2 separate regions of the Homo sapiens genome follow, and region 2 is linked to region 1. A link is an interaction called in ENCODE POLR2A ChIA-PET data of the cell type or tissue named here. Cell type or tissue: OCI-LY7. All regions are shown on one strand. Links, peaks and the distances in the headings refer to the core of each region. The heading gives the core; the rest is flanking DNA.

Evidence for each region. Peaks named below come from ENCODE experiments on the same cell type or tissue, not always from the same donor. Only the 100,000 strongest peaks of a DNase experiment are listed, where the experiment ranks them.
Region 2: POLR2A ChIA-PET joins it to region 1 with 16 read pairs; 4 of 35 experiments call an interaction of 5 or more read pairs at or near these places.

What each region holds. Positions count from the first base shown.
Region 1 is chr9:37,008,462-37,019,939 of GRCh38, forward strand. It overlaps PAX5 (paired box 5), which reads right to left. Exons shown (of 10, transcript NM_016734.3): 3 at 6,536-6,733. LOC105376032 (a long non-coding RNA gene) reads left to right here. Exons shown (of 4, transcript NR_188579.1): 4 at 1-591. Among named protein-coding and RNA genes, the nearest start is that of PAX5, 20 kb to the right of the region's middle. RefSeq lists an enhancer at 3,115-3,184. In OCI-LY7, for the core only: no CTCF peak of the experiment used is centred there; DNase peaks (open chromatin) are centred at 2,286, 2,742 and 3,270; H3K4me3 peaks cover 1,512 bases; H3K27ac peaks cover 2,109 bases.
Region 2 is chr9:37,203,223-37,214,775 of GRCh38, forward strand. All of the region lies in intron 2 of ZCCHC7 (zinc finger CCHC-type containing 7), which reads left to right. Among named protein-coding and RNA genes, the nearest start is that of ZCCHC7, 88 kb to the left of the region's middle. RefSeq lists a silencer at 6,850-7,144 and an enhancer at 10,133-11,332. In OCI-LY7, for the core only: a CTCF peak has its summit at 6,934 (motif pointing left); a DNase peak (open chromatin) is centred at 6,959; H3K4me3 peaks cover 2,402 bases; H3K27ac peaks cover 2,500 bases.

The sequences.
Region 1 (11,478 bases), core at 2,175-4,674:
GTCTCCAGCTTATACAAATGAAGAATGACAGAAGTAGCAGGTGGGTGCCTCCCCTTAAACTCAATGGGCAGTAGCCTCTCTGCCCTTTCTGATCTTACAGCTTGGTGCTCGGCACCAAGGGCAGTCCGTGTCCTCAGCTGATAGCCTGAAATGGTCTTTTCTGTTCACCCTATAGTCTCACCACACACACACAGGCCATCTGGAGCCTGGCTACTTGAGCTCAGCAAGGAGCCTCTTGCCCTTTTCTAATCAGTCAGCTTAAGTGTTCCCTCAAATACATTCAGATTGTTTGTTTGTTTTCCCTAATATTCAAACCACTTATTTTAACTAAGCAAACTCGAAGCATATTGGACAACCAGAAAACTCATGGCATTTGGGAGAAGAGTGGGTCATAATAAAATGTCCAGTTCTGGGAGTGAGGTTCTCTTTTTGGTCACCTGGAAGTAAGCTGGCATCTGACCTAATGTTTATATTTTTGTGTATGTCACTTTCTCTGTGTGTATGTGTCTACAGAGATATTGCTGGATATGTCAATATATGGATATACCAGACATAAATATAGTTACAAATAAATATATGGCAAAAAAGTCACTGTAGTTCAGCTTAAAATCCTTACTTTTCAAATCATTGTCTGACTATTAAATTTGTATGTAAAAAAGCAAAGAAAATTATGTTTTCCTCATTTTCTTTTAAAATAGTTATAAATATCACTGGGAAAGCATTATCAATTGTTATAAATCATTAAGAGGCTGCAGTAGCACAGTGTACAGGCTCTGGAACTAGACCACTAGAGTTTGAATCCCATCCCTCTTACAATTTACCAGCTACATGACCTTGGGTAAATTACTTAACCTCTCTATGCCTCAGTCTCTTCATCTGCAAATGGGACTAAGAATCATTTCTATCTCATAGGATTACTATTAGGATTAAATTAATGAATTACTTAAAACAGTGGTAGCTACATACTAGGTGCTCCTTAAATGTAAGATGTTATTTTCAGTGGTGTCTTTGTAAAGATTAATGACTAGCTTCCGTCTTAAAATATTCATATTTTTCACATTTGCTTTAAAAAGCACAAGGCGAGGGCGGTGGGGGAGTAAAGATGCTCAATGGGTGCAAAAAAATAGAAAGAATGAATAAGACCTAGTATTTGATAGCACAATGAGGATACTATAGTTAGTAATAATTTAACTGTACATTTAAAAATAACTAAAAGAGTGTAATTGGGTTGTTTGTAACACAAAGAATAAATGTTTGAGGGGATGCATACCCCATTTTTCATGGTGGGTTATTACTCATTGCATACCTGTACCAAAATATCTCATGTACTCATAAATATATATATATATGCCTACTATGCACCCATAAAAATTAAAAATAATAATAATAATAAAGCACAAGTGGCCCCCTTGGAAGCTGGGGAGGGGAAGGTAGCCACTCTCACACTGTTTTAAGAATGCATCAGGGTTGTCCTTTATAAAGGGGGATCTCAGAGTTATAGGCAAGCCTCTGAAGCTGCCCCCAGGGGTGAGAGATTTTGCTCATCTGCCTTTAGCAGTCACCAAGTAAAAACAAAGAGCATCAGCTTACACTGAGAAGAAACTGTAGTGGGAAGAACAAGACTGTAATTGAATCATAACAACTCTAAACAAATTTTAAATTTTAAATATGACAGGCTGTCAAGACTCATCCAATAAGAACACACTCAGGACCTTTTCTAAGCCAGGGACAGTTGGGCTGAGTTGGCAGTCACACCAAATTGCCCGTCCCTTACCTGCTGAGCGTGAGCAGGACCCTGGCTGCCGTACTGCAGAGCACACTAGACGTTCCAACAGAGAAAGGAGCTCAGCATCAAACTCTTCCTATGAATAAGGAAACTAAAACCCAAGATGCTCAAATGACTTGCCCAGAATTGCACAGCGAGTCAGCCCAGACTCCCAGCCCCCATGCCCCAGCACTTTACTTTAAGCCACATTCAAAGGAAGCGCGGTCCCTCTGCTAAATACTTCCTATGTGAGGCATAAAAGCTATTTGGATTTCAAACCCACTTAGAATTTGAGGTTTAAAACTCTGAGGGACTTTGTGGCATTTAAGGATCCCATGGAAACATCACTCTTCCTTCTTTGAAAGGCTAGGCTTCTCACCATCATCCCACGCCCCCCGCCCCACCACCAGTCCTCACAAAATTACAGTGAAAGAGAAAATCATGGTGCCTTGAAAAAGGAAACAGGAAGATAAGGCTGAAGAAACACCCACATCTATGGCACTGATCAAACTGCCATCAGTGCAGTAAGAAGCTTGGGCCATCAGCTATGCCGAGAATTCAAAACCCAGGGGTCCAACTGTGCCAAGCTGCAAGGGGCCCCACAGGTGGCACCCAGGCCTGTGACTGTTGTGGAGAAGAAAGAGGACACAGATAGAGGTCGATGTGAGTGGATCACTTGAGTCCAGGAGTTCGAGACCACCCTGGGCAACACGATGAAACCCTATCTCTACAAAAAATGCAAAAAATTAGCCAGGCATGGTGGTGGCACCTGTAGTCCTAGCTACTTGGGAAGCTGAGGTGGGAAGATCACCCGAGCCTGGGAGATCAAGGTTGCAGTGAACCATGATTGTGCCTCTGCACTCCAGCCTGGGTGACAGAGTGAGACCCTGTCTCAAAAAAACAAAAAAAAAAAAAAAAAAAGAAAGAGGAAATGGATAAACAATCTCAGAAGGCCTGCTACCAAAATTAGAATTAAGAGCAGAACTAACAAAACATCTTCCCCAGGGCCACCTCCAGCCCGGGACAAGTTTTGTTAGCCTGCACAGTATATTTGTTTTTATTTGACTTAGTTGCTAATATTTTTAAGTTGGGAGATTTTTCATAAATATCTGAATTCTAGCTTCTCTTGAAAAATCAGAACACCCAACAATACTGGCCTCACGTTCTCACATGACCCAACCAGTTGGTACTAAATAGAGCTGCCCCTCTAAGCTGGGAGTGCCACTTGTACTCCCCACCCCTTGGCCACGGTGCTGGAATAGAAGAAGGAAGACCCCATTCAACCCACCGTTTGGGTCAGCTTTGGGATGGCCACCTCCAATGGACACTCAGACTGGATCCAGCGATCCCTGCAGGTTGTGCAGCCTCCCAGCACGTTTGTCCATAAGAAGTCAAATGAACAAGGTGATCTGTGTCCCAGGAAATCCCCCACAAGCCTAACAGAACTAGTTCAGTGATGCTTAACCCCTTGTCAGTCATGGTTTCCTAGGCTGGTCCCCTGGAAGGTAACAGGAAGTCACATACTCCTAGGGGTGAACCGTGGAGATGCCCCTGTGGCTATAAGAATAGCCACAAATCCAGCCATCACTCCCTCCCCAGCTGTTTGAAATCAGAAAGGGTGAAAAGTTGCCTCCAAGGGAGGCAAGGGCTGGGAGAGATGTGGACCCTCTTACACAGTGTCATTTGCAAGGCAGGCATTTAGAAGCTGCATTCATCTGAATGCAGTGGGAGCTTTGCCTTCATCTGAAAAATAAAACTGTATGCTGGGATGGCTCTGGCTTTGGGGGTTTAGGGGTGAGGAAGGCAGCCGCATGAGATTGTCCTACACTTAGTGAGCTGTCACTGAAGAGAGCAGGAAGGAGCCAGAGAATACTCCCAAAAAGGAGCCCCCAGTGAAGAGCACTGGAGAAGGCTAAGGATGAGAGAGGGCAGGCAGCCAGGCAGCAGAACGGGCAGCCCGCGAGGATCTGAAATGCAGAAGAAAATACTTGTCCTCCCTCTTGTCTCTCATCTCACAGATCCTCAGTTCTGTCACTCGCAGAGTCCTACAGGGCAGTGGTGGAAAGAAACTAGCCCTCCTTTTACCGTTGGGAAACCTGGGTTCTACCCCCATGTCTATCTCCAAGTCACTGTTCCTCTGCACTCTCCATCTTGGCCTCTGTTGCTACAACTGCCACAGGATAGAGTCAAGCCTTAAGGACTATAGGAGACCACAGACATGAAAGCACCTTAGAGGCATGGCCTGCCTGGCCATGGCTTTGGACTGGACACTCAGGACGCCCCTGAGGCTAGCCATGGCCCTACAGACAGCAGTTAGAAATTCCCCACAGCACAGGTCCAGGCAGAAAACATCAGCGGGCCCGTGATCTCTCTTGACCACACATCCCATGCCCCTTCACAGTCTTTGCCACATCTGTAACCACTGCTCTATTTGCCTCATACATTTCTTTCACATCACTTCAATTTTGACTTAAATAAATTTATTTTATAAGGCAATTGTAGTTCCCTACTGTAAGTGGGTAGGTGGGAGTGTTGAGGGGGAGTTCACAAACTCACTGGTTTGGTGTGTTACTTACGTTTTTCTAACATACATTAAAATAAATGTATTAGAAAACAATGTGCACCCTTGCATCTTTGCATTATAGAGGATGTAAACCGATGCTCTGTAAATAAGTTATGCTCATCCTGCAAGGCATTTTTAATTGAAATTAGTTGCCTCTGTTAAAAAAATATATAGATTAAGCTAGGTGTGATGGCTCACACCTGTAATTCCAGCACTTTGGGAGGCTGAGGTAGGAGGATTGCTTGAGCCCAGGAGTTCGATACCAGCCTGGGCAACATAGGGAGACCCCCATCTCTACATAAAAAAAAAATTAATTTAAATATAGAGATTTCACATACAGAAATATCCATGCATACATCTACACAAGCCCCAGCTTCTGCCTTCTCTTGAAGAATGCAAAAAATCTGGCAAACACCAGACCCATGGTCCTGGCAGCATTCGGCTGGAGCTAAGAAGCACTGCCCCTTTAATCGGACTTGTGCTGCCTAGCTTGCCAGGGACCCAACCTCTCCCCATCGTCTTTTGCCTGGCCTGCTTCCCTCATTACCTTATCTGCCTGGCCCCATGTAAGGCATTAGATTTTGTGACCCCCATGGACTACCTAAGGTTATCTTGCGAACCCCCAATTATATGTGTACTCTACGTTGGGAAACCTGTGGGTCCCCAAAGCCTGACCAGGGGTTTGGCTGATGTTCCTCTGCAGAGCAGGCCAGCTGCCTGTCATGTTGTTTTGTGTCGTGGAAATCCCGCAAAGAGCCAGAAGTAAGGGGCTCATAAAACACAATGGAGCCTCTTATAATCCATAAAAAGAACAGGAGTTATCCCCTCCTCCCCAAAACCTACCATCATCATTGCTATCCCCTCAGCAATTTTGTCCAGGTGCATCAGGCTTCTAAGTGCATGTCAGAACCCCACCCTGGACAAAGAGCCCCTCTGGAACAGACCAAGAAACTGTGTGCCTGATTCTCCTCTATCTCCCCTGTACCATGCATGATGTCAGGGCCTCTGTCAAGGTTTGCCAAGAGAAGAAAAACAGGCTAACAATTTACAAAATAGCAGGACTCAAAATGTGAACACATGCACTCCCACAGCGATCTGTGCATTTGAATCATCACAGAAGGATCCACTATCAGGACAAGAGGCTCTCATTCTAGTCTGACCGACCACCTCATTCTGCCAGGAGTGAGGGTCTCCTACGCCCACACAAGCTCTGCACTGATGATGGTAGGGTGTGATTTGGAGAAATGGAAACTGTCCAAGTTTTCAGGCTGCTCCCTTCTCTTTTCTCTGCAGAGTTTAGAGAACCATCATTTCTGTTCATCTCTGAACTTCATCCCTGACTCTTTGGGTTTAAATGGAGTTGAAATTTCATCATCTACAACAGAAAACTTTCTTCCATACATTTATTTTTAAAGCTCTGAGAGCGCCCTTCCATGTGTCTTGGATCAGACTGGAAAGGAAAGGGAGCTGTGTGGCTGCCAGGAAGATCCTGTGCATGACTCCCAGGGTGTTTCTCTGGTTCTTTCTCTCCCTGTGTGAGATTCCATGTATGAGTTGGGGAGAGGGCAACTCCTTTGCTCCAGAGCATCTTAGCCTCCTGGACAACACCTCTGGAGTTGAAGATGCACATCAGAACCACTGGGGTTCTGGGCTCTCAGAGAGAGGAAGAGCTTTGTCAAGGTCCCACTTTGAGCTTGTGGCAGAGCTGGAACAAGGAGCCAAGTCTCCCAACTCCAAGTCAGGTTTATGTTCCTCTCACTCACTGGCTCAAGCTCTGCCCAAACTGGAGGAAGGATTTTCTTCCTGGGAATCTTTGAGATGGGCCAGTGCTAAGACCTTGAGCCTAGGTTTGCAGGGACAGCGACATTTGTGAAGATCTAGTCAGGACAATTCACTGTGAAGTGTTCCACACATATAGGTGGGTGGTGAAGGGAGGGATGGAAATAACTCTGGGCTCAGAAGAAACTCGAGCGGCCAGGGTGTTGGCATGCTCCCCTCTCCCTGGGCCTAGGACTCCTACCTGCTTTGGAAAGAAGAGAAGGGTAACAGAGACCGAGCAGGCCCCATTAGCATCCCTCCTGTTCAGTAACCCCTAAGGGGCCTTGGTGAAAAAAGAGACCAGATCTTCAGGAAAGGCACATGCAGAGCCTCCAGGATGCCCTGCCATCCCTCCAAATCCCCAACCCCCACAGGCACGAGCCCCTCACCTGTTGATGGAACTGACGCTAGGCACGGTGTCATTGTCACACACCCGCTCTGCCAGCAGCCGGTCCCTGATCTCCCAGGCAAACATGGTGGGATTTTGGCGTTTATATTCAGCGATTTTTTCCACCACTTTGGGTGTGGCGACCTTTGGTTTGGATCCTCCAATTACCCCAGGCTTGATGCTTCCTGTCTCATAATACCTAGGACCCAAAGAGAAAGAAGCTTAGCCATGAGGAACCAGTAAAGTGGATATTGGCAACAAAATAACGGGCTACTCTGGCCAGGAAACGTCCGGATCTGCACGTTCCAATACAGTAGCCACCAGCCAGATGCGGCTTTTGAACATTTGAAATATGGCTAGTCTGAATCAAAATGTGCTGTAAATATAAAATACACACCAAATTTTTAAAACTTAGTACCAAAAGAAGTAAAATATCTCAATAATTTTGATATTAGTTGTATGTTGAAATAACAATTTTTATATATTGAGTTAAAATATATAATTAAAATATAGTACCTCTTTTTTTTAACTTTTCTTAATGTGCTGCTGGAAAATTTTAAATTGCATACACAGCTCTCATAGTATTTCTTTTTTTTTTTTTCAGACGGAGTTTCGCTCTTGTTGCCCAGGCTGGAATGCAATGGCGTGATCTTGGCTCACTGCAACCTCCGCCTCCTGGGTTCAAGTGATTCTCCTGCCTCAGCCTCCCGAGTAGCTGGGATTACAGGCATGTGCCACCATGCCCAGCTAATTTTGTATTTTTAGTAGAGACGGGGGTTTCACCATGTTAGTCAGGCTGGTCTCGAACTCCCGACCTCAGGTTATCCGCCTGCCTCGGCCTCCCAAAGTGCTGGGATTACAGGCATGAGCCACCACGCCCGGCCAGTCTCTCATTGTATTTCTATTGGACAGCACTGGCTAAGCATTAACAAAATTCTTTCACATTCATCTACCATTTTATAGTTTACAGAAAACTTTCGAGTCAGTTTTCCCATTTTATCTCCAACAGTTCTAAAGCACATAAATTGCTTTGAATTAATGAATGAGTGAATGAACAAATAAATGAATAGGTCCTGATCTACAGGTATAAAGCAGAGATTCATCAAGGTTAAACAGTTTTCCTAGGGTCACACAAGACCAAATGGGCAAGCTAGGGCTGTTGCCCACCCAGCCTCTTGAACTACAATTTCCCCAATAAGGTAGCTTACACTTTTGATTTGCCAGCTCTCCCAAGCCCTAGCACAATCTCCAGCATTGTATGAAACTGTCCCCTGAAATGCAACTTATTTTTCTGTAAGAGAAAAATAATAATCCTGGTGTAAAATTAAAAGGAATGTTGAATTGCAGAATTATCTGAAAATATCTGTTGTAAGTCAAAACTCAAGCAATCGGAAAAACCAACCACAAGTCACGGCAACTCTTCCAGGGACCTCCCCTGAGGTAAATGGCTGTTTCTAAGGACATTTCCATGCTATCAGCATTTGCTCATTAAGGAAAATAGGATGTCAGGGTTTTACAGTAAAACCAAGACCAAGAAGAAGAGTGTCATGAAACATCATTTCAGGGGGGGATAATTGACATAATTTCTTTTCTGAATCTGAGACATCACCAGACGTCTCTCTCAATATTTACAGAAGAATTCTTGATTTCCTTTTCCAAGGAAATTATCTTGCAGTTGAATCTGTTTTAAAAAACCAAAAAGACATTTTTTAAATGACTAATAATTTTGAAACCTAACAAGAGTTGATGATAGGTAAGGGAACGAGGTGATTCTGAGATGGGTAGAAAATGTTACCCAAGATGACTGGTCACATTTACAGAGATGCTGAAATTCTCAGCCTGGGTATGTTTGGGTAAGGCCAAGTTAGTGAATATCCTGAAAGAGATGAAATACTTTGGAAGCAGTGATGTGAAAGTGAAATGTCTGTTTTTCATTGAAAAGAGTGAGTCATTTACAAATTTTGACCATAAGGTAAAAACTCAACCTATCTTCCCTCTTTCTAAAAAATTGCTTTCAGCAATTTTTCTGTAATTGCCAAAAAATTATTACTCACAAACAACTTTTTAACAATATCCCAAAAAAACCAGATGGCTAGAAAAGCACCCTAAGTCAAGGCACACAGCAATCTCTGCAGTCTCCAATTGTCCTGTCAATTTTATAATGTAAAGCCAATTTTTACTATAATACAACTCACTATAATTCAGCCACAGCACCCTAAAGTTTACAGAGCTCTTCCTCGAATTATCTTGATCCTCACACTAACCCTGCAAGGCCACAGGGATTTATAGAAGGAAAAATAAATGATTGGAAGACTAAGTGACTTGCCCAACTCCCTTCTGTAGTTAGGGACAGCCCCAGCTTTCAAACCTGACTCTAAATTCAGTGCTCTTCCCGCTACAGCAAGCTGCTGCTTTGCTTATAAAATTTTAAATAATAATAAGAATAATGACCCCTTGCAATTGCAGAGAACTTTACTATTTACCAGGCCAGGCATTTTCACATGCATTTTTCATTCATTCACTCACTCAATTGATAGTCACCGAGTGTCTGTTAGGACAGGCAGAATCTCAGGGAAGGGGTTACAGACATTTAGACAACCCTGTCCTGGATACTCAAAATATGTTAGTTGAATGGGACTGCAACATTCACATAGCAACTCTGGGAGGGTGGCAAGCTGAAGGTCCCCCCCAGCCTGGCCCCCACTTACATAGCTGGCGGGCGGCAGCACGCAGGGCTACCTGCCCATCCCACCTGAGCAGTGCCAACTGTGGAAGACTGCGGCCTTGACATGAGAGGTCTCTGTCGTCCTTTTGACTGACACATGGGCCAGGCACTTAGAAGGCAACCCTGACACTCCGAAAACCCCAACTCGAAACTGTGTCAAATGAGGATTCAGATTTAATAACTATCCTTTCATCTCAGCAAAACAGCCGTGCAGCCCCTTGGCTTACAGACAAAAGACCAACGGCAGCCACCAACACACAATGTCCTTCGGTGCAAAGAGCATTAGTTTAGTAATCAAGAGGTGTAGGTGGCTCTGATGCTAACTCTCTGTGTGATCTTGGCCAACTCACTTAGCCTCTCTAGGCCTCAATTTTCCCATTCATACAATAGGGGGAGAATGTCTTCCCTGCTTGTTTTGTGGGGCTGTTTTGAAGACAGAAATACAGACGGTTGAGAATAAGCTTTGCAAAACATAAAATAAAGAGCACGTGCGGAGGATTAAAATCCCTAGTGTTTCTTCTTACTGTGTAACATACTACCCAATACCAATGACCTGAACCTCCCAACCAGGCTCCAGTGAAAAAAGACAGCAGCCAGGCCCTGGGTGGATTTAACTCAGCCTCAGATGCCACCAAGCTGTGCGTCTCTAGCCCCTCCGAAGCCTTGAGCTCTGTAGACTGAATGCCCACACTCCTGGCAGACCGCCCACCTTCCTGAGATGACAGGGGTCCCTGTGTGCCCCAGGGACTTTGCCTGCCTTGCCACACACTCTGGAAACCATAGCCACCACACATCGTACTCTCCCTACAATCTGTCACCTCTTGTGTGCCCATCAAATTCTTCAGTGACCAAAAAAAAAAAAAAAAAATCTGTGGATTGAACGGCCCCAGTTCAGAAATTCCCAGTTACACTGTTTTAGGGCTGAACTTGTTTCTTAAAAGGCAGTTCTAATTAGAGTGACATTTTGTCCACTGTGGTTCTTAGTTATGAAAATAATGAGCTATGAAATTCCAATTTATTGTTGACAACTTAAACGGTCAGGCACCGGAGCGGCGCGTAACTTCCGAGTGCCACTCTACCTAGTGACAAATCTATTCCGGGTGCCGGCTGGTCTCGGAAGCATCCCTGTCCCCCTCAATCTCCATGGGAGATTTGGAGGCTCCAGAGCACCAGAACATGAGGACCACATGTTTGGATGTCCCCTCTGAAAAAGGCTCAGTATCTTGCCCTGGGATTTCAAACAGCGAGCAAAATGTCGGCTCAGCAAAGATGTCTCAGCAAAAACAAAGAAAGGGCCTTCTTTCTCTCTCCCTCTCTCTCGGTACAATGAAGAGGCTCCACAAAAAGATATCTAGGAGCCTTTTGGTTCTAGAAGTCTGATGCTGAGATAGTCTAAAGTATTGTGCTCTCTCTCTCTTTCTCCTGTCTTGTCATTTATCTATCTCTTTCTATTTCTCTGCCTTTTTAAAATCACTCTCTTTTCTCTTTGTCTTCTTTTTCTCTTTTTCTTTTCTCTATCTCTCTGTCTTCGACTTTTCTTCTCTCGCTCCCATCCGCCTGCCTAAAACAACCACCTAACAAGAAAACCATGTTAATGTCCTGCAATCACCCCCTATCTCTGGGGTTCATTTGCTGAGTGCTAAACAGGAGTGAAGCCCACAGCCCCCACAGCTCAGGTAACCTGCACTGGGCTGGAGGATGCGGAATGAACCCTGGGATCAAGGTCCCCAAAGGAGCTGCCAGACCCCTGGTCCTAAAATTTCTTCCCTTGGCCTCAAACAAGCAGCCTCCCCAAGGTTATTAGAAGCTGTTGCTCCTTCCATCTGAGAGAATTTCTTGAATTCCAGCAGATGAAAGGGAAGGAGCCAGGAGAAAGTCAGAATGTCACTGACATACTTCAAAATATTTACCTCCTATTCAGGTGTCTGTGCTCAAACCATAATGCAAACTACAGGACAAAGGTTGTTTTCTGACCCGGGAAAAGAAATAGTGAGAAAGCACTGAACAGCTAAACCCAAGAAAGCTCCTGCCTGCCAGGGCAGACCTAAAACAAGATCACATGCCCAGAAACAAACCTGTGGCTTTGTTTTGGGGCTATGGTGAGACCCAGATGGTCTAGGGGTCCTTTAGGCGTCATTGCAACCCGGGTACTGCCTGGCTAGATAAACCTGTGTCAGTCACTTTGCCTGTCTAGGTTTGTTTTCTCATCTTAAAACGTG
Region 2 (11,553 bases), core at 5,679-8,178, 200 kb after region 1:
TTTCTCAAAGGCATTTTGGTTTGTTTAAATGAGGTAATCCAGGTACGCAACAGTTTCTTTTGAGAGAAAATATTTTTCTTTAAAAAATTTTTTTTTTACTTTAAGTACCAGGATACATGTACAGAATGTGTAGGTTTGTTACATAGGTATACGTGTGCCATGGTGGTTTCCTGCACCTATCAACCTGTCATCTAGGTTTTAAGCCCCACATGCATTAGCTGTTTGTCCTGATGCTCTCTCTCCCCTTGCCCCTGCCCAGTGTGTGTTGTTCCCCGCCCTGTGTTTATGTGTTCTCGTTATTCAACTCCCACTTATGCATGAGAACATGTGGTGTTTGGTTTTCTGTGTTCCTGTGTTAGTTTACTGAGGATGATGGCTTCCAGCTTCATCCATGTTCCTGCAGAGGACATGATCTCATTCCTTTTTGTGGCTGCATAGTATTCCATGGTGTATATGTACCACATTTTCTTTATCCAGTCTATCATTAATGGACATTTGGGTTGGTTCCATGTCTTTTGTATTGTGAATAGTGTTGCAGTAAACATATGTGTGCCTGCATGTTTATAACACAGTGATTTATATTCCGTTGGGTATATACCGAGTAATGGAATTGCTGGGTCAAATGGTATTGCTGGTTCTAGATCCTTGAGTAATTGCCACACTGTCTTCAACAATGGTTGAACTAATTTACGCTCCCACTAGCAATATAAAAGCATTTGTATTTCTCCATAGCCTCGCCAGCATTTGTTGTTTCTTGACTTTTTAATAATCGCCATTCTGACTGGCATGAGATGGTACCTCATTGTGGTTTTGATTTGCATTTCTCTGATGATCAGTGATGTTGAGCTTATTTTCATGTTTGTCAGCCGTGTAAATGTCGTCTTTTGATAAGTGTCTGTTCATATTCTTTGCCCACTTTTTGATGGGGTTGTTTGTTTTTTTCTTGTAAATTTGTTTAAGTTCTTTGTAAATTCTGGATATTAGACCTTTGTCAGATGGGTAGATTGCAAAAATTTTCTCCCATTCTGTAGGTTGTCTGTTCACTCTGATGATAGTTTCTTTTGCTCTGCAGAAGCTCTTTACTTTAATTAGATCCCATATGTCACTTTTAGCTTTTGTTGCAATTGCTTTTGGCGATTTCATCATAAAATCTTTGCCCATGCCTATGTCTTGAATGGTATCACCTAGATTTTCTTCTAGGGTTTTTATGGTTTTGTGTTTTACATTTAAGTCTTTAATCCATCTTGAGTTAATTTTTGTATGAAGTGTAAAGAAGGGGTCCAATTTCGGTTTTCTGTATATGGCTAGACAGTTTTCCCAGCACCATTTATTAGATAGGGAATCCTTTCCCCATTGCTTGTTTTTGTCAGGTTTGTCAAAGATCAGATGGTTGTAGATGTGTGGTCTTATTTCTGAGGTCACTATTCTGTTCCACTGGTCTATATGTCTGTTTTGGTACCAGTACCATGCTGTTTTGGTTACTGTAGCCTTGTAGTATAGTTTGAAGTTAGGTAGCATGATGCCTCCAGCTTTGTTCTTTTTGCTTAGGATTGTCTTGGTTATGTGGGCTCTTTTTTTGGCTTCATATGAATTTTAAAGTAGTTTTTTTCTGAGATAAAATAATTTTCTGAACTAAGCATGGGCTTTTCAGTTAGGCTGACTTTGGATTTTGCTGTTTGATCATGGGCAAAGCACTTAACATGTCTGCTATGGTTTGAATGTGTCCCCCAAAGGTCATGTGTTAGAAATTTGATCCCCAATATGGAGATGTTGGGAGGTGGGATCTTTAAGATATGTTTGGGTCATGAGGGCTCTGCCCTCATGAATGGATTAATGCAGTTATTGTGGGAGCGGGTTCATGACAACAGGAAAAGTTTAACCCCATCTTAAGTGTGCTTTAGCACCTGCACAGTATGCAGGTTAATTCTCTTGGCAAGAATCTTGCCCTTAACTGGTTTGTTTACAACAATGCCAACAGCGTGCAGGGTAACATTGTAGACTCTTCCAGGTTTGCCATGGTAACATTTGTGAGGTGTTCCTTTTTGAACAGTACCTATTCCCTTGATGTCTGCAGTATCACCTTTCTTGTAGCTTCACGTGTATGTGGCCAAAAGAACAACTCTTTTCTAAAAGGCCTGGAGAACATTATCAGGTTCCTCCCTTACTAGAAAATGAGAGTGTCCCACCTGAAAAACAACTAGTATACTTTAATACACTTTAAAGTGACTACATAATATTTCACAGCTTAGATGTGTCATGGTTTATGTCATCTTGGCTCTGTTGATGGGTACTTTGTAAGCTCCACTTTTTTTGAGACGGAGTCTCGCTCAGTCGCCCAGGTTGCAATGCAGAGGCACAATCTCAGCTCACTGCAACCTCCACCTCTCAGGTTCAAGCAATTCTCCTGCCTCAGCCTCCTGAGTAGCTGGAATTACAGGCACATGCGACCACACCTGGTTAATTTTTTGTATTTTTAGTAGAGATGGGGTTTCACCATGTTGGTCAGGCTGATCTCGAACTCCTGACCTTGTGATCCACCTGCCTTGGCTTCCCAAAGTGCTGGGATTACAGGCATCAGCCACCTTGCCCAGCCAGCTCCACTTTTTTTATTTGGTGAGGAAAGTTGAAATCATGCATTTGTACAATTGTGGATTTGTTGGAGTTTTTTTTTTTTTCTTTCCGCTTAGTCAGTTCCTAATTTGTACATTTTGAAGCCCTATTCTTAGGAGTATTATGATATTTTGGTGAATTGACCCCTTAGTCATTATTAAATGTTTCTCTTTATTCCTGACAACGTCATTTGTTCTAAAATCTGCTTTTTCTAATATTAATATAGGCAGCCACTCTTGCTATCTTTTCTGCCATTTTTTAGTTCTTTTATTTTTAACAGATATATGTCTAAAAGGTAGGTTTTGTGTGGAAAGCATGTAGGAGGGTTCTTTCCCTGATTTCAAGTAGTTCCTTCCATCCCCACACAAGAGAATAGTACTAAGCCAGAAAATTGATGAAACCAATCTTCAGCTTTCTTTCCCCTCCCTCTCTTCCCCTCCCGGCTTTCTCCCTCCCTTCCCCCTTCCCCCTCTCCCTCTCCCTCCTCCTCCCCACTTCTCTCTCATTCCTCTTCCCTCCCGCCTTCACCTTTCCCGCTTCGTTTTGGCAGGGTCTCCCTCTGTTGCCCAGGCTGGAGTGTGGTGGCGCGATCTTGGCTCAGCGCAACCTGCTGGACTCAAGCAATCCTCCCACCTCAGCCCCCCGAGTAGCTGGGACTACAAGTATGTACCACCACATCCAGCTAATTTTTGCATTTTTTGTAGAGATGGGTTTTGCCCATGTTGCCCAGGCTGGTCTCAAACTCCCGGGCTCAAGCGATCCACTTGCCTCAGCTTCCTAAAGTGTTGAGGTTACAGGTGTGAGCCACGATGCTGGGCCTAGCTTTCTATGTGGCCAGTTTCTCTGGTATTTTTCTCTGGAAATTGCAGCGACTTTGACCTGTGTACATTCTGTGATCTGTCCTTGACACTCAATTACGTAGATGGGGTCTGGTTTGACTACCTCCTCCCTTACAAGGTGGCCAGGAAACCTTCTCAATGTAAGATTCAACTTACCTATTTCCTTTCTCTCCAGGATCACTATTCTGCCATGTCTGTGTGTCTAAAAGTGTTTCAGGCAGAGGCAGGGGGATCTCTTGAGGCTAGGAGTTTGATATCAGCCTGGATAACTTAGTGAAACTGTAGTCTCTCCAAAAAAAAAAAAAATCGTTGGTCATGGTGGTGTGCAACCGTAGTCCCAGCTACTGGAGAGGCTGAGAAGGGAGGATCGCTTGAACCCAGGAGTTTGAGGCTACAGTGAGCTATGATCTTACCACTGTACTCCAGCCTGGATGACAAAGCCAGACTCTGTCTCTAAATGAATGAATGAATACAGTTGTGTCTTCTTATTGTTTAGAGTTGAAGTATATGTAGTCCTTGTTACTCCATCATAACTGAAAGTGTAATTTTGCTTTCATTCTTAAATGATATATTTGGAGCATATAATCTCATTTGAAAGCTTTTTTTAGCACTTGCAATGTGTATTTCTACTGTGTTCTGGCATTTATTATTTTTTATGATGTCAGTAGTCATTTTTTTTCTATACGTTAATGTGTCATTTTTCTCTGCCTTCTTTCAAGATTATTTCTGTATTTAAACTTTCTAGTAGTTTGTGATGTGCCTGGTTGTACATTTTTTGTATTTTTCCTGGTTGGAGATCAAACTTTTATTTATTATTTCTCCAGAGTTTTTTTTTTTTTTTTTTTGCCTTGTGTTCAAGACTAAAACTTTTTTCTTGCTTCATTTTTTCCTTCTGGTCATTCTTGTATTCCTGTAATACATGTGGTAATCCGTTGCTGTGTCCTACAGTTTATGATGCTCTGTTTAAAACAAAAAAAAAATCGATTTTCTGTTTGTCGGATCGGATAATTTTTACTGATCTATGTTCATGCCTACTAACTTTTCCTTCTGTCATATCCAATCTGCTATTTAGCCCATTCAGTGATTTTTAAAAATATTTCAGATACTATATTTTCTACTTCTAAATTTTCCATTGCTTTAAAAAAATAATTTCTATTTCTCTGGTGTGATTTCCTATCTGTTTAATCATTGCCAGCATTTTTTTTCAAATTAATAAGTTTTATTTTTGATATTTATGTTCATCGTTTTATCACTTTTTATGACCGAGGTTTAGTGAATAGTTTTAAGTTTTTGTTAAGTAAATTAGTAGGCCCTCCTGTACTCTGGCCCTCCTTTCTGTGTTAGTGGTGTTCACATCAGTTTTTTAAATGAATGATTTGGTGCTCCTGGTTTCTCCAGTGTATTTTTTGTTACGGCTTCTGCTTTTGTTTGTTTGTTTTCAGACAAGGTCTTACTCTGTCACCCAGGCTGGAGTGCAGTGGCATGATCACACATCCTCGACCTCCTGGGCTCAGGTGATCCTCCCACCTCATCCCCTCGAATAGCTGAGATTACAGGCGTGCACCACCACACGCGGCTAATTTTTGTATTTTTAGTACAGATGGGGTTTCACCATTGTTGCCCAGGCTGGTCTTGAACTCCTGAGCTCAATTGATCCACCTGCCTCGGCCTCCCAAAGTGTTAGGATCACAGACGTGAGCCACCACTCCCGGCCTATTAAAGCTTCTGAAACACAGTCTACTAGATTGCCTTCACCAACCCTTTCTCACTTCTAGCTTTAATAGGCAGGAGTGCTGCTTCAGCAAAAAGAAGGGTGAGAGCAAGTTTAGAAATGGCAGTGTTGAATGAGGTGAAATGAGAATAGGTAATGTGTAACAGATCATATTGAGTGATGATTATGGGCTGGCAGCATCTCTAGTAATCCTGAGCTGCTTTCTGGTACTTACATCTCATGTCCACACCAGCAGCAAAACTTGTCACTTTAAGCCTTTGAAATATACTTAGAATCAGAACCTGGTTACTTCTTACCCATCTACTCTGCCATCACTTTGTTCCAATTCACCATTATCATAGTTTGAACTGTTGGAGTGGTGTCTAGATTTTTGTTCTTCATTTTTCCACCAAGCAGCTAGAGAGGTCCTTTTAACACATAAATCAGACAATGTCATTTCTTTGCACACAGCTCATTCATTTCATGGCAAAAAAGGCTATATATGATATGGTTCTTTATCTTTCTGATCTTATCTCCTAATACTATCACCTATCAATGCTCTGCTTCAGCCACATTGACTTCTTTTTAAAAAATTTTAAAAAATATTAATAACTTTATTCTTTTCTGTTTTTACTGGGGCTGGCATAATAAAATACAACCGCAATTTTTTTTTTTTGAGATGGAGTCTCACTCTGTTGCCCAGGCTGGAGTGTAGTGGTGCGACCTCAGCTCACTGCAAGCTCCACCTCCCAGGTTCACGCCATTTGCCTGCCTCAGTCTCCCGAGTAGCTGGGACTACAGGCGCCCACAACCACGCCTGGCTAACTTTTTGTATTTTTAGTAGAGACGGGGTTTCACCGTGTTAGCCAGGATGGTCTCGATCTCCTGACCTTGTGATCTGCCCACCTCGGCCTCCCACAGTGCTGGGATTACAGGCATGAGCCACCACGCCTGGCCATTTTTTTTTTAAAGTTCCAAGTATATTCCTGTCTTAGAGCTTTTGCAGGTATCGTGCCCTCTGTTGTGTATGCTTTCCAACCTCAATATTTACATGGCTGTCTTCCTCAATTTTTTCAATCTTGCTCAAATATCATCAGAGAGAATTCCCCTCACCTGTATAAAATAACATCTTTGTCTACCCTTTTCATTTTCTCTCCCCCTTTTCTTAATGTTTTATATGCATATGTATGTATACACATGTGTGTATATATGTATTTAATGGTTTCACTCTACCTGTTAAAGAAGAACCCTTTTTGTTTCATTTCTGCATCCCCAGGGCCTAGAAACAGTACTCAAATACTTCTTGAATGCATGACTGAATAAACTGGATAAATATTTGTGTTTATAAGGGAAATCAGTGGGCATATAGCAGCATTAGGACTCTGGAGAAGTGTGGAGTAGTTAGGTAGGGGTGTGTTCTGGAGAGAATAAGTTACTGGAGTGGACATGTTCATGCTAAAGATTATTTGTGGGCAGATTACTTGGGCAGATAGTAATACATGAAGTCAGAAGCCTTTCTGGATTATTGGTTTCTCTTTGAATCCACCAAGGACAGTTTTTTTTTCTCTTCATTTGACCCCATGATATAGGATTAGGTTTCTTTCTTTTTCTGTTTCTTCTTCCTGTTTTTTTATTTATTTTTATTTTTTTATTTTTTGGCTTCAGAGTGAGCAAGCTTTCTTTCACCCTTTCTTGGCTCTCTGGTTTATTGTCATAGCCAGTCCTTTCCTGCCAGCTTGATTGTCTTCCCTCTAGTGGCTGGCTCTCATCTCCCTGGCTTCTTTTTTGTCAGGAAGGGTGTTGTGTATGTGCACTTTATCCCTGAATGCTAAGAGAGGACTTGTCAAACTGACAGTTGGTGTGACTGCTGGCTGCCACTTGACACGGAGAATGACATCTAAAAGTCTGCATTTGCAGCCGTGGACCTTCAAGAGACTCATAGAAGAGGCTGTACTTTTTCAGTGAGAAATAACCACATCTATGAACATTTAGTATTTATAATATTAAAATGTATCCTTTCACTAAACTATATTTAGCCCTCATACTGTTCATCCTATCTTATATTACTGATCTTTTTCATGTGATAAATAAGATTATGTAGAAAACACCAAGATTTTTCAGGAGTAGTGTATAATAATGAACAAGGTTTATTTCATTTGTTTCTTGTGTGCATTACATCATTCATTTCCCTCCCATTTTGACATCTGCAATGGCTCCCTGATATCTACTAAATATAACTATTTAACCAGCATCTAAGGCAATTCATAATATGCCCCAACCTACTTTTTAAAATCTTATTTCTTAGTCCCCTCACAGATTTTCTCTACCCTATTCCACTGGTTTCTAAACAGGTTTTTTTTGAAGCCTCTTAGGCATTCCCTTGGAAAGGTAGGGGTCAAGTCACCAGATTTCTATCCTCAACCTTTAGGCTTTAATCTCTTTTGCATATTTTGGTTTCTTTAAAATAGGGCTCTATAACTAAAAGAGGTTTGAAAGTCACTCCATTTGTCTGGTCAGATGATTAGTCTCTATGTCTTTCAGTCTGTCTCTGCCTCTTTCTCCTGTACACATACTCCCTAGGGCCTTATACTTAAACATTTTCTTGTGGCTTTACTTTTCTGTGTAGTTCCTTCTGCCAGGAATGCTAATGTCTCCAGTTGATCATTCATATAGTGAGTTTTGCTGGTTAGCTGGAACAGTGTGACAGTTTTAAACATTTTATTTTTATTTCTAAAGAATTTCCAGTAAGCTGGGAATTAAGTGTTTCGCATGATCAAAACGTTTAGGGATTAATATATGTTTTGTTACCTTATGACATTGTATGAACGATGGAGAAAGACAGATTTTTACAAATGTTAGAAATGTAAAGTCTTGAATTGGGTCATAATTTTTTCAATGAAGGTGTGAAGTTTAAGTTTAGTGGGAGAGAGTGATTCAGCATACATATGGTTTTACTTGTAGGGTTTTTTGGTTTGTTTGTTTTGGGGTTTTGGTTTTGGTTTTGGTTTTTTAATAACATAAGCTGTATATGCAGCCAAGATAGATTACATTATACATATTATTTTTCTTCCATCTTTATCATCAAATACTGAGTTCTCTCACAGTGCTTTGATTCACACTAGAGATTTTTTTTTATTTATAATGCAGATAAGTAGTATGTTTTGTAATGATAGTTCTCATTTCTGGATACTTTTAAAGCTTCAGTTTTCATGTCTTAGTAATAGGATGTTAATTATGTGATATTATTTTATCTTTAACATTTTTCACTGTAGAATATTAATATGGAAATGTTGCTCAGCAGTCTGCAAAGGACTGTTGCTAGTGTAAAACATTAAGTCATTTCGCTTAGAAAATCTGTGGCTAGGGCCGGGCGCGGTGGCTCACGCCTGTAATCACAGCACTTTGGGAGGCCAATGTGGGCGGATCACGAGGTCAGGAGATCGAGACCATCCTGGCTAACACGGTGAAACCCCATCTCTACTAAAAATACAAAAAATTAGCCGAGTGTAGTGGCAGGCGCCTGTAGTCCCAGCTACTTGGGAGGCTGAGGCGACAGAATGGCATGAACCCGGAGGCGGAGCTTGCAGTGAGCCGAGATGGCGCCACTGCACTCCAGCCTGGGTGACAGAGCGAGACTCCGTCTCAAAAAAAAAAAAAAAAAAAAAAAAAAAAAAAAAAAAAAAGAAAATCTTTGGCAAAATCACTGGGGATGATTTTACCTCCCAGGATCATTTTGATAATGTCTGGAGACATTTTTGATTGTTACAACCTAGTGGCAGCTGGGGAGGCGGAGGAGGCACTACTGGCATTCAGTGGGTAGAGGCCAGAGTTGTTGCTAAACATCCTGCCACTAAATAAATGTTTTTGTGGCCCAAAATGTCAGTAGTACCAAGATTGAGAAACCCTGAGCCAATCTTCTACCATACCTAAAAAAAAAATTTTACTTAGAAATATTTTAATTTGTTTGTACAGGCATACTGATTTAGTCAGCCATTATCCTAATGATTCCTTTAAAAAAATTTTTGGAGTGGGAAAATAAAGACTTTTTCTACTTTAGAAAAGAGCAGATCTTTAAAAAAAATTGCTTTTCTTAAGGGTGTAATTGTGAAATAGCTTGCTTTCTTTTTCTCTTTCTCTTTCTTTTCTTTTTAGTTGGCTATCTGAATCATTGAGATGAACTGAAAATTAGATCTTAGCAAATAATTCTGCCAACAGTGGAACTCTAAGGCTCTGGTATCAGCTTAAGGCAGCCCAGCCTTACTTCAGAGTCCCCATCGAACAGATCGTTCACCTTGTTGGATGAATTGCTTCTCTCTCAGGATTAATTAAGAAAATGTTAATACTTTTCTTCCTCTTCTTGCTTCCTTGACCCCTAAACACAGTGTTAACAGCTTCTCTACCTGTACATCAACAATATATCAGTGTATACACCTTCTGAATCCTTCTATATCTTTCTCCATGCTTGTCCAAAGAACACATGCACAGTAGTTTTGGGGTCATTGTTTTTTTTACAGACTTCTCTGAGACATACCTTTTTCACTTTTACTATGTAAGTTTCCCTGGTTGATAGAGGGCTTGACTTTTTAATAGCTGTAATTATATTCTATAGAATAGACAGAGTGGATGTTCGGAATTTACTGAACTCTTCGCTTAGATATTCAACTGTTTTCTGTTTTTTAAAACCATTTTAAACAATATTGCAAATACATGTATACTTTTCTGCTGAATTTTTATTTACCAATAAAATTGGTTTAGTAATGTTTAGTACCAAGAAGGATTAATGAGGATAACCACAAATTATTTGAGCTTCAACTTTTTTTGAAAGTTGTATTTGACCAAAAGGTCCTTCCTCCACACAATTTTGAAGATAATGTAATTACTGCTCAACCTGACCTGGATAGTGTTATTTCCTTGTTTAAAGGGGGCAAGCAAATAGTTTTAGCTAAAATGACAATATAACAGAAAACCTGTAGTTCCACAGGATGAATAAAGACAGACTTAGAAATTATATTGGTAAATATGTTATTTTAAGAAATATTAGTTAAAATTTCAAAAGCAGATCATTCAAGGCAGCAACAGAACCCTTGTTAGTTGCTTTATTGATACAGGGATCCTAATACTGTCTGAAAACTTTTAACAAGGTGTCAAATTCAGAATATGCTTTTTATTGTTAGTAATGTCTATTTATCTGATGATTCATACTTAGTAAATGCATAAATATTGAGTAAATGTTTTAGATTCATTGATCTGCAAGGCAGATGGTATAAGAATAGCCTGGATACATGAATTCTAATCCTACTTGTGCTGTTGTTGACTAGTACCAATATGCCAAGTTTTCACCTCCTGAGAGTGCCTTTCCTTTCCTTATTGTAAAATTGATTGTTTCTAAAGTGTTTTGATTATAAAAATTTCTGATTTATTATCTTGCACATTGTTTTAAAGAAATGGATGATAAAATCATATACTTATTTAATATTGCATATTTCCATTTCCCTGGCTCAGTGCAGAGTAAATCAACAACATTGAAAAGCTAGTTGGGAATCGGAGATGATAGATAGCTTTTTCTAAGTTTTTAGGTCCTTAACCAATATTTGGTATGAGATTCGCTCAATGGTGTGTATGTGTGTGTGTGTGTGTGTATTTGTGTGTTAGAATTCATCAGACAAGAAAATTAATTTCTATTTTAGATATTTTACAAAGAATCACTTATTCCTAGGATTGTTCCCCAAGACATCTGAAATCTTAATTTGCATATCTATGTGGCAAAGCTTTAAATTTAAGTTATCCAGTAGTTTAACATAAAATCATACTGAAACACTCATTAACACATTTGAGTATACTATGTAAGTTCAGAATATAAATTACTTAGTACTGAGCCATGCTGCATTAAGTTAATCTTTATGTTGTTAGATTATTTTTATGTTAAGGAAACATTATCCCAGATTCGGTTTTTCTAGATACATAGAAAGGGACATACTGGATGTTTTTATTATGTTGAATGAAGCTGTGCATTGAAGCTATTATACTTAAGAAACATTTTTATGACAGTTTAGCTTTTTCAGCTGCTTTCATTATGTTGTGTTTTTTAGAAGTCTATTCAGGGTATTTTTAATGTCTTAACTAACAATATGATTTTTGAGCTATGTTTCTGTCGTGTTGTTTCTCATCACTATATGGATAGAATTAGTTATATAGTAACAATGCCTCTGTGCTCCTTTACCACCACAAAATACTTATTTTATTTTAATTCTTATTTATTAGTTGAATTATTTATTACATTAATTTAATTCTTATTTTCTTTGATGTTTTATGAAGCAGAGTTTATTTTCATAATTGTGTCTCATAATTCTGTACAATAATTGTTGGAGGAGTATGTTTAGTGAAAACAAATTA